Linked DNA regions of Homo sapiens: region 2 is linked to region 1. Evidence: read pairs that join two places in POLR2A ChIA-PET (ENCODE). Cell type or tissue: MCF 10A. All regions are shown on one strand. Links, peaks and the distances in the headings refer to the core of each region. The heading gives the core; the rest is flanking DNA.

Region 1 (4,401 bases), core at 301-4,300:
TTGAAACCCTGTCTTTACTAAAAATACAAACATTAGCTAGGTGTGGTGATGCATACCTGTAATCCCAGCTACGCAGGAGGCTGAGGCAGGAGAATCACTTGAACCTGGGAGACGGAGGTTGCAGTGAGCCGAGCTAGTGCCACTGCACTCCAGCCTCGACAACAAAGCGAGACAACTCTGTCTCAATAAAATACAATAGCCTGTAGGCAATAAAATTAGGCCTCCGTATGAGAGGTGGTCCAGTCAACATCACCACAACGTAATGTTAGTAAGACATGGCTGGATGACAACCAAAAGTCAACCTGGCTCCAGGGTCTGCCTGAAGAAAGATGTGTTAACAGCAATGGTCTGCTTAGAGTCCTGGAAAAAGAAAACAATTTGGGGGCTGGGTGTGGTAGCTCATGCCTATAATCCCAGAACTTTGGGAGGCCAAGGTGGGCGGATCACCTGAGGTCGGGAGTTCGAGACAAGCCTGACCAACATGGAGAAACCCCGTCTCTACTAAAAATACAAAATTAGCCAGGCATGGTGGCACATGCCTGTAATCCCAACTACTCGGGAGGCTGAGGCAGGAGAATTGCTTGAACCCGGGAGGTGGAGGTTGCAGTGAGCCGAGATCGCACCATTGCACTCCAGCCTAGGTGACAGAGACAGACTCCGTCTCAAAAAAAAAAAAAAAAAGAAAAGAAAACTATTTGGAAGAGTTTGGGACCACATCTCTGGGGAAAGATGCCCTGTTTGGCTTCTCTGAGTATCCGCTGTTGATTTATTTAACTGGAATGGAGATAGACACAACAGCTATGAGCTGAAGAACATCAGAGACTATTTGGCCCACTAACTCTTACTACTCTGATTCTAAGCTCTCCCAAGAAATTTTCTGATCATCATCTAACTTCCCAGGAGACCTTTTTCCAAAAAAAGACAAATATGATGACCAAATAATAAGAACATGGTATTCTACACGACAATTACATTCATCAATAAAAATGACCCACTGCATGGCAGGTGTGATGCTGGGCACTTTTATATACATTATATTGTTTAATCCACAAATCTAGGCAATGTGTCATATTGAAGACAAAAAAGATTAAGTTGTTGGCAGTTGAAAGACTTTCCCAGAATTATCAAAATATAGGTGGCAGGGTAGGTATCAAATGCAGCTTGGATTCTATACTTCTATAAAAAATGTCCAGCTGGGCACATTCATTCACTCTTGTAATCACAGCACTTTTGGAGGCCAAAGTAGGTGGATCTCTTGAGCTTAAGAGTTTGAGCCCAGGCTGGGCAATATGGCAAAACCCAGTCTCTACTAAAAATATAAAAATAAGCTGGGCATCATGGTATGCACCTGTAGTCCCAGCTACTTGGGAGGCTGAGGCAGGAGAATCGCTTGAGTCCAGGAGGCAGAGGTTGCAGTGAGCCGAGATCGAGCCACTGCACTCCAGCCTGGGCAACAGAGGGAGAGTGAGACTCCATCTCAAAAAAAAAAAATGTCCAAGGTTCCAAGATAATGTGGAAGGAAAAGGAGTGTCTGTAGGCATCCTGGAAGCATATGAAAAATTTTGCAGTTATAAGCAATGTTCTTGGGAAAAGACCCAGAAACGTTAGCAAATTTTCTTTTTTTTTTGAGATGGCATCTTGCTCTGTCACCCAGGCAGGAATGCAGTGGTGCAATCTCAACTCATTGCAACCTCCGCCTCCTGGGTTCAAGCTATTCTCCTGCCTCAGCCTCCTGACTAGCTGGGATTACAGGCATGCGCCACCACACCCAGATAATTTTTGTATTTCTTAGTAGAGACGGGGTCTCACCATGTTGGCCAGGCTGGTCTCAAACTCCTGACCTCAAGTGATCCGCCCACCTTGGCCTCCCAAAGTGCTGGGATTACAGGCATGAGCCACTGCACCAGGCCAAATTTTCAAAGTTGTTCTTACACCAGAAATCCTGAAGGACCACTGGCTGCTTTAAAGATGACATCACTTAATGATTATAGATTCAAGCTTCAGGCATGGGGAAATAATTTGATACTATTTTAATTGCCAATAAAGTAATTGTAGGGCTAATTACCTAATAGCCAGTCTTCATGCTCAAATCCCACTACATATTTTTTCAGGGCCTTTTTCTACACTTATAATGTGATGTGACTGAGGGTGCATGTGAAATAAATATGGCATTTGTTCTCTACATGGTGACTTCCATCTCCCTACATGAAAGTAGTACAGTGAGTGCCAAAACCACGCCCAGCCCTGGACTGTTTTGGTGTCATAGCAATCAGCTATGTGCAGAGAGATTTAACATCTTTGATTTCAAACACTCGCTTTTTGTTTATTTTTAATCATACCTGCCAAGTAGCTGAACTGCATAAAGCTTTTTTGAGGGAGAATGCAACAGATACTTTCAGGTCCTTTTGCTGGAAATAACCTTTCTTTACATCACTCATTGGAGAAAAAGCACACTCTGTTTGCTCACTTCTTCCACTTGCCAAATATTTTAATTCGTTCTTTTAAAATGCAGAAATCTAACCCAATTTTAGCAATGTGTAGCTACAGAAATAAACTATAAAGTCCATAAATAACTGGCAGTTGGCAATAAAATTGACATTTAATTATATATCTTTCAAGGGTGTTACAAAAATACTGCTTCAAGATGCCTTGTGTAAAAAAAAAAAAAAATTAAAGTCCTATCTTTGTGATTATCTAATTTCACAGTTAACCAAAAAAAGAATTTTGCATCCTTTTTGGCCATTTTTGCTCAAGGTCCTAAATTCTTAGTTTCCATAGTCAAGATTATAGTACAGAATATAATTCTAAATTAGTAGTATATTATAGAAGCACTCATGTTACAAACATTTGCTATAAACACAGTGATTATTGCAAAGTTAGTTACCTTATATTTTCTGCTTTTTGAACTTTTACTGATAAAATACTATTATATTCACTGGTTATAAAAAATGAGTTCAGGATAAATGGGATTTAAAAGCTAGTTATGTTAAAAAAAAAAATCTTAATGTAACACTTGCTAGATTTCGTGTGGCCTTTAAAATATTTTGACCCTGAAAATGATTTATGTGTAAAAGAGTTTGCAACAATGCAAATTTTATTGGCATAATGTTTGCTAAACTAATTGCTCCAGAATTCCTTTCTATTGTGATTTAAAGGCACTTTGATATCAATTTTACTAATAAATCAGACAAGTCTATTATTTCAAGGAAGCTCACTTTTAAAAGGTTTTTTTTCTCAGACTGAAAGACATTTATCTTGCAATTGATGTAAGATAAAGGTCTTTTTCCCAGTGATTTACATAAGGGACCAGAGTTGAAGTTTTCGCATTTAGGTCCATTACGTTTTAAAATGTTTTATTCTTAAATATACTTAATGGCTTGGAATGTAATATGCATCGACTGACATATAGCTGTTCAATAAATATTTATTGCCAGAATATTTTTTTTCAAAATGTCGAAGGCAAAGATGAGTTCAAGTTTTTCTGAGGCACGGGGTGTGCCTGTTTAACTCATCTTATATATAAGAAAATGAACATAAAACTTTAAACTTCACTTTAATACTCTAAATCAGTAACATCTATATGTGTACATACTATCCCTATCATCCAAAAAAAAAATCACAGAAAGGAGAATTTAAGTTTCAATGTTTGTCCCAAGCAGCACCTATTACTTTATTCATATTCTATATACCTAGGAAATGATGATTCAGTGATTCCAAACTAGGAGAAAAAAAAAAAAAAAACAAGCCAGACCTTCCTGGACTGCCCTCCAGACAAATGATAAGGAGAAAATTTCCTTTGCAAATCAACATCCTCCACCATATGACTCCACTTTTTCTCGGGAACTAGATTGCTGACGTTTTGGGAGTATATGTCTGTTTCCCAAACTCATTCTCATGGGCAGCCAAACCAATCTGCTTTGCAAACCCTGAAACACACCTTGCTGGAACCAGTCTCACTGCCCCAGCTCCTCCTTCCCCATCATGCCTGAAATACACTTCTCACTAACCCAAGTCTCTAACATACTTTCAGGGCCCTCTCAAAACACATACTTCCCTATACACCGTGAGCCTCCCAACCATACATTCATCTTCCATGCTCTTGAGAGAAACCCTCTATTTAGAATGACATCCAAGCTGCTCTAGGTATGGATGCCTTCCCTCCCTGGAGCAGAAGCATAATCAGTTTTGTTAACTTTATTTATCTATCTATTTATCTATCTATCTATCTATGGCAGAGTCTCACACTGTCGCCCAGGCTGGAGTGTGCAGTAGCACCATCTCAGCTCACTGCAACCTCCACCTCCCAGATTCAAGCGATTTTCCTGCCTTAGCCTCCTGAATAGCTGGGATTACAGGCACCCGCCACCACACCCAGCTAATTTTTTGTATTTTTAGTAGAGA
Region 2 (4,401 bases), core at 148-4,147, 340 kb before region 1:
TTTTCTGCATATTCTGAGTAAGACTCGTATTTGTAATCATCAACAAATAATGATAAGCTTTTAGAGAGCCACTGCAAATAACTATTCTTGGGTAGCACATGGACAATGCATGGTTATAAATGATTATATAATCAGCATTAAATAAATGACATTAGGAAAGTATAGTGGTAAGAAGGTCTCTATTGTTTTAATACAAATGGTTCCAAAGAGCTATGGTTTTGCAGGCAGAATTCTGAGATGGCCCCCCAAGATTCCTGTTCCACTGAGACTGTGGAAATGATCTATTTTACTCCTGTGATTAGTTGATATTATGTGGCACGTTTGACTTTAAGAAAGAGAGATTATCTTGAGTGGACCAGATCTCACCAGATACGTCCTTAAAAGTCTGAGTTCTTCCTAACAAAAGAAATCTGAAGTATGAGACAGCTTATGGAAAGGAGCGATGTAGCAATAAATGGGTGGCCTCTAGGAGCTATAAGCAACCCCTGCCTGACAGCCAGCATCGAACTGAAGACCTCAGTCCGGCAGCCACATAAAAATACTATTTTGGAGTGATCCTCATAACAACTTGAAGGTTCTTGGAAGCAGATTTGTCCCCACAGCCTCCAGAAAGGAATATATTAGTGATATGGTTTGGTTGTTTTCCCAGTCAAATCTCATCTTGAATTGTAGCTCCCATAATTCCCACATGTTGTGGGAGGGACCCGGTGGGAGGTAATAGAATCATGGGGGCAGGTCTTTCCCATGCTGTTCTCGTGATAGTGAATAAGTCTCACAAGATCTGATGGTTTTATAAGGAGGAGTTTCCCTACGCAAGTTCTCTCTTGCCTGCTGCCATGTGTGCCTTTTGCCTTCTGCCATGATTGTGAGACCTCCCCAGCCACATGGAACTGTGAGTCCATTAAACCTCCTTTTCTTTATAAATGACCCGGCCTTGGATATGTCTATCAGCAGTGTGAACACGGACTAACATAATTAGGTCGGTGCAAAAGTAATTGTGGTTTTTGCTATTGAAATTAGTAGCAAAAACCATTGAAAGTAATGGAAAGAACCGCAATTACTTTTGCACTAACCTTTTATACCACAGTCAACATCCTGATTGCAGCCTGTGAGACCCAGGCAGGGAACCCAGCTATGCCTTGCCTAGACTTCTGCCCTAGAGAACTGTGAGCTAATACATGGGTGTTGTTTTAAGCCACTTTGTAGTAATTTTTTATGTAGCTTGGAAAACTAATGCACATCACATTGCCATTTTTTTCCTGTGGTGGGAGATATTAAGTTGCCAAGAGTAGTACGTTTGATAACAAAGGACATGAAGAGATGATTCCTGGACCTGCCTGAACACTACAAAGAACCCTCACATTGTCCGATTGGGCAATAACTATATGTACGTTCCTATTCTCTACTCCTAATTCTAAATCTTCAACTGTATTCTTCACATTCTTCATGAACTTTGTAATACAGCTTTAAACCAAATTGGAAATATTTTCCAGGAGCCCCACATACCCTTGGAGAGGCTCTGATAATAATAGTTCTTACTTTGTTGAATTGTTACAAATATTAAATGAGCTAATACATTTAAAGGGTTTATCACAGTTTTTGACAAATACTAAGCACTCAATTAATGTTAGCCATGTCATTTGATCTTAGAAACTACCTCTGGCCATCAGAGAAATGCAAATCAAAACCACAATGAGATAACATCTCACACCAGTTAGGATGGTGATCATTAAAAAGTCAGGGAACAACAGGTGCTGGAAAGGATGTAGAGAAATAGGAACACTTTTACACTGTTGGTGGGACTGTAAACTAGTTCAACCATCGTGGAAGACAGTGTGGTAATTCCTCAAGGATCTAGAACTAGGAATACCATTTGACCCAGCCATCCCATTACTGGGTATATACCCAAAGGATTATAAATCATGCTGCTATAAAGACACATGCACACGTATGTTTATTGTGGCACTATTAACAATAGCAAAGACTTGGAACCAACCCAAATGTCCATCAATGATAGACTGGATTAAGAAAATGTGGCACATATACACCATGGAATACTATGCAGCCATAAAAAAGGATGAGTTCATGTCCTTTGTAGGGACATGGATGAAGCTGGAAACCATCATTCTCAGCAAACTATCACAAGGACAAAAAACCAAACACTGTATGTTCTCACTCATAGGTGGGAATTGAACCATGAGAACACTTGGACACAGGAAGGGGAACATCACACACTGGGGCCTGTCGTGGGGTAGGGGAAGGAGGGAGGGATAGCATTAGGAGATATACCTAATGTCAATGACGAGTTAATGGATGCAGCACACCAACATAGCACATGTATACATATGTAACAAACCTGCACGTTGTGCGCATGTACCCTAGAACTTAAAGTATAATGAAAAAAAAAAAAAGAAACTACCTCTAGATATAGCAATACAGAGATTGTTCTATGCATTTTACAACTGAGGAAACTGAGTGTGAAGCAGGTTAAATAACTCATTCAGGGTCACACAGTTACTAAGTGTAAAACTTGGATAGTCACAGGTCTTGTAGATTTACTTTCTACTATTGATTTTCTGCTTGCAGAGATTCCTCATAGTAGGATGATGTCAAAGTTCTTTATCTTTAACAGACGAATATGCAGAAAGTCATATTTTTAGAGTGGCACAGTAACTGGAGGCCCATGACGTAGAGTCATAAACCAGTTATCACTTCAGACCCTTGCTACTCGAAGTGTAACTGTCCAAACAGTAAGCATCTGCCTATTAGAAATCGACTATGTTGGCAGGGTGTGGTGGCTCATGCCTGTAATCCCAGCACTTTGGGAGGCCAAAGCAGGTGAATCACATGAGGTCAGGAGTTCAAGACCAGCCTGGCCTATATGGTGAAATCTCGTCTCTGCAAAACTACAAAAAAAAAAAAAAAAAAAATAGCCAGGCATGATGGTGGGTGCCTGTAATCCCACTTACTTGGGAGGCTGAGGTGGGAGAATCACTTGAACCTGGGAGGCAGAGGTTGCAGTAAGCCGAGATCACACCATTGCACTCCAGCTAAGGCAACAGAGCAAGACTCCGTCTCAAAAAAAAAAAGAAAAAGAAAAACAAATTGACCATGTTAGAAATGCAGATTCTTGTGCCCTACCTAAGAGCTACTGAACCAGCAATACGTTTAACAAGATGCCCGGTTGTTCATATGCACACTAAATTTGAGAAACACAGTTTAGGAGTGTTCATCCACTAATCTACTTAATTTTGGCCTTCTTTATTCACTTGGGGTCTCCAAGTGAGTTCAGCTGCGTTCAGATATTTCTCTAGGCTTTCTTAGTGCCTGTTTATATATATTCCACTGTTTTAAAAATAGAATTCCTTTATTCTGGTCACTAATAGTATACTTCCAATTTTTTTGAACATTTTCCAGGGAAGGAAAGAGTTGGCTTCACTCATTATTGATTTTTTTTGTATTTAATATATTAAAACAAATGCAAAACAATTAAATGTTTACAAGCATTGTTTTATCCAAATCCATATTTAGGGCATCCTAGAGCACAGTGTCTAATAATAAAGTATCGCCAAATACATGTCTAAATTGACTCGGGAAGAATTACCTTAGAATGAAACTTATCAAATTGGTTTTATTCTTATCCTTTAGTTACTATTGTCAGCTCTCTCTCTCTGTTCTAGCCTCTTCTCAGCTCTTTCTAATGGACAATCATAGATCCCCAGGATGTTCTGTCTCCCAGTGCCAAGAAGCTGGCAGGAGGACGTTTCACACCTCCACCCAGAATCCAAGGGGCGTTAGGCATAGCTGTGTTTGTTCCAGGCCATGGGTGATAGCATCAGATTGTACTCAAGATGTAGCCAGGTGGTTTTCTGGTTTCCTGACATTGGATGTGTGTGATCATTGTCCAAGAAACCAAGTCCTGATACCGCAGCCAGCTGAGTGGAATGCACTTCCAACATCTATTAGATGATGCAGTTTATAAAAGTGGGTGCCGAAGTGTCCCTCCTGTGTACAGCAAAGACCTTCCCTTATATCTCTCTGATAAGGGAAAATGGGCTTGGCTGAACAAAGGCAAGTGTTCTCAGAGTGCCCTTTAGAGAGGAGACAAGGTTTTCAATGAAAGAGAGATTAATAGGACGTCTCCTCAGCTGCCACATGCAAACACACACACATACATACACACACACACACATCAGGCTTTCTCAAGATAGGGAGGAATGTCTCTCTCAAACGTCCCTCTCAAACATCCCTTCCCTTCTTGAGACAACATCCCTAGGTCAGGTCACAGAGCGGTGCTATGCCAGTAGCTCTAAAGTTTTGATGAGCTCGTGCAAATACATTAAAGATGAAAAAAATCAATAATGAGCGAAACCAACTCCTTCTTTTCTTAGAAAATGTCCA

The links. Peaks named below come from ENCODE experiments on the same cell type or tissue, not always from the same donor. Only the 100,000 strongest peaks of a DNase experiment are listed, where the experiment ranks them.
Region 2: POLR2A ChIA-PET joins it to region 1 with 5 read pairs; 2 of 35 experiments call an interaction of 5 or more read pairs at or near these places.

The regions. Positions count from the first base shown.
Region 1 is chr2:223,816,944-223,821,344 of GRCh38, forward strand. All of the region lies in intron 1 of AP1S3 (adaptor related protein complex 1 subunit sigma 3), which reads right to left. Among named protein-coding and RNA genes, the nearest start is that of AP1S3, 18 kb to the right of the region's middle. In MCF 10A, for the core only: no CTCF peak of the experiment used is centred there; a DNase peak (open chromatin) is centred at 2,238.
Region 2 is chr2:223,480,570-223,484,970 of GRCh38, forward strand. No RefSeq gene overlaps it. Among named protein-coding and RNA genes, the nearest start is that of SCG2, 120 kb to the right of the region's middle. In MCF 10A, for the core only: no CTCF peak of the experiment used is centred there; no DNase peak of the experiment used is centred there.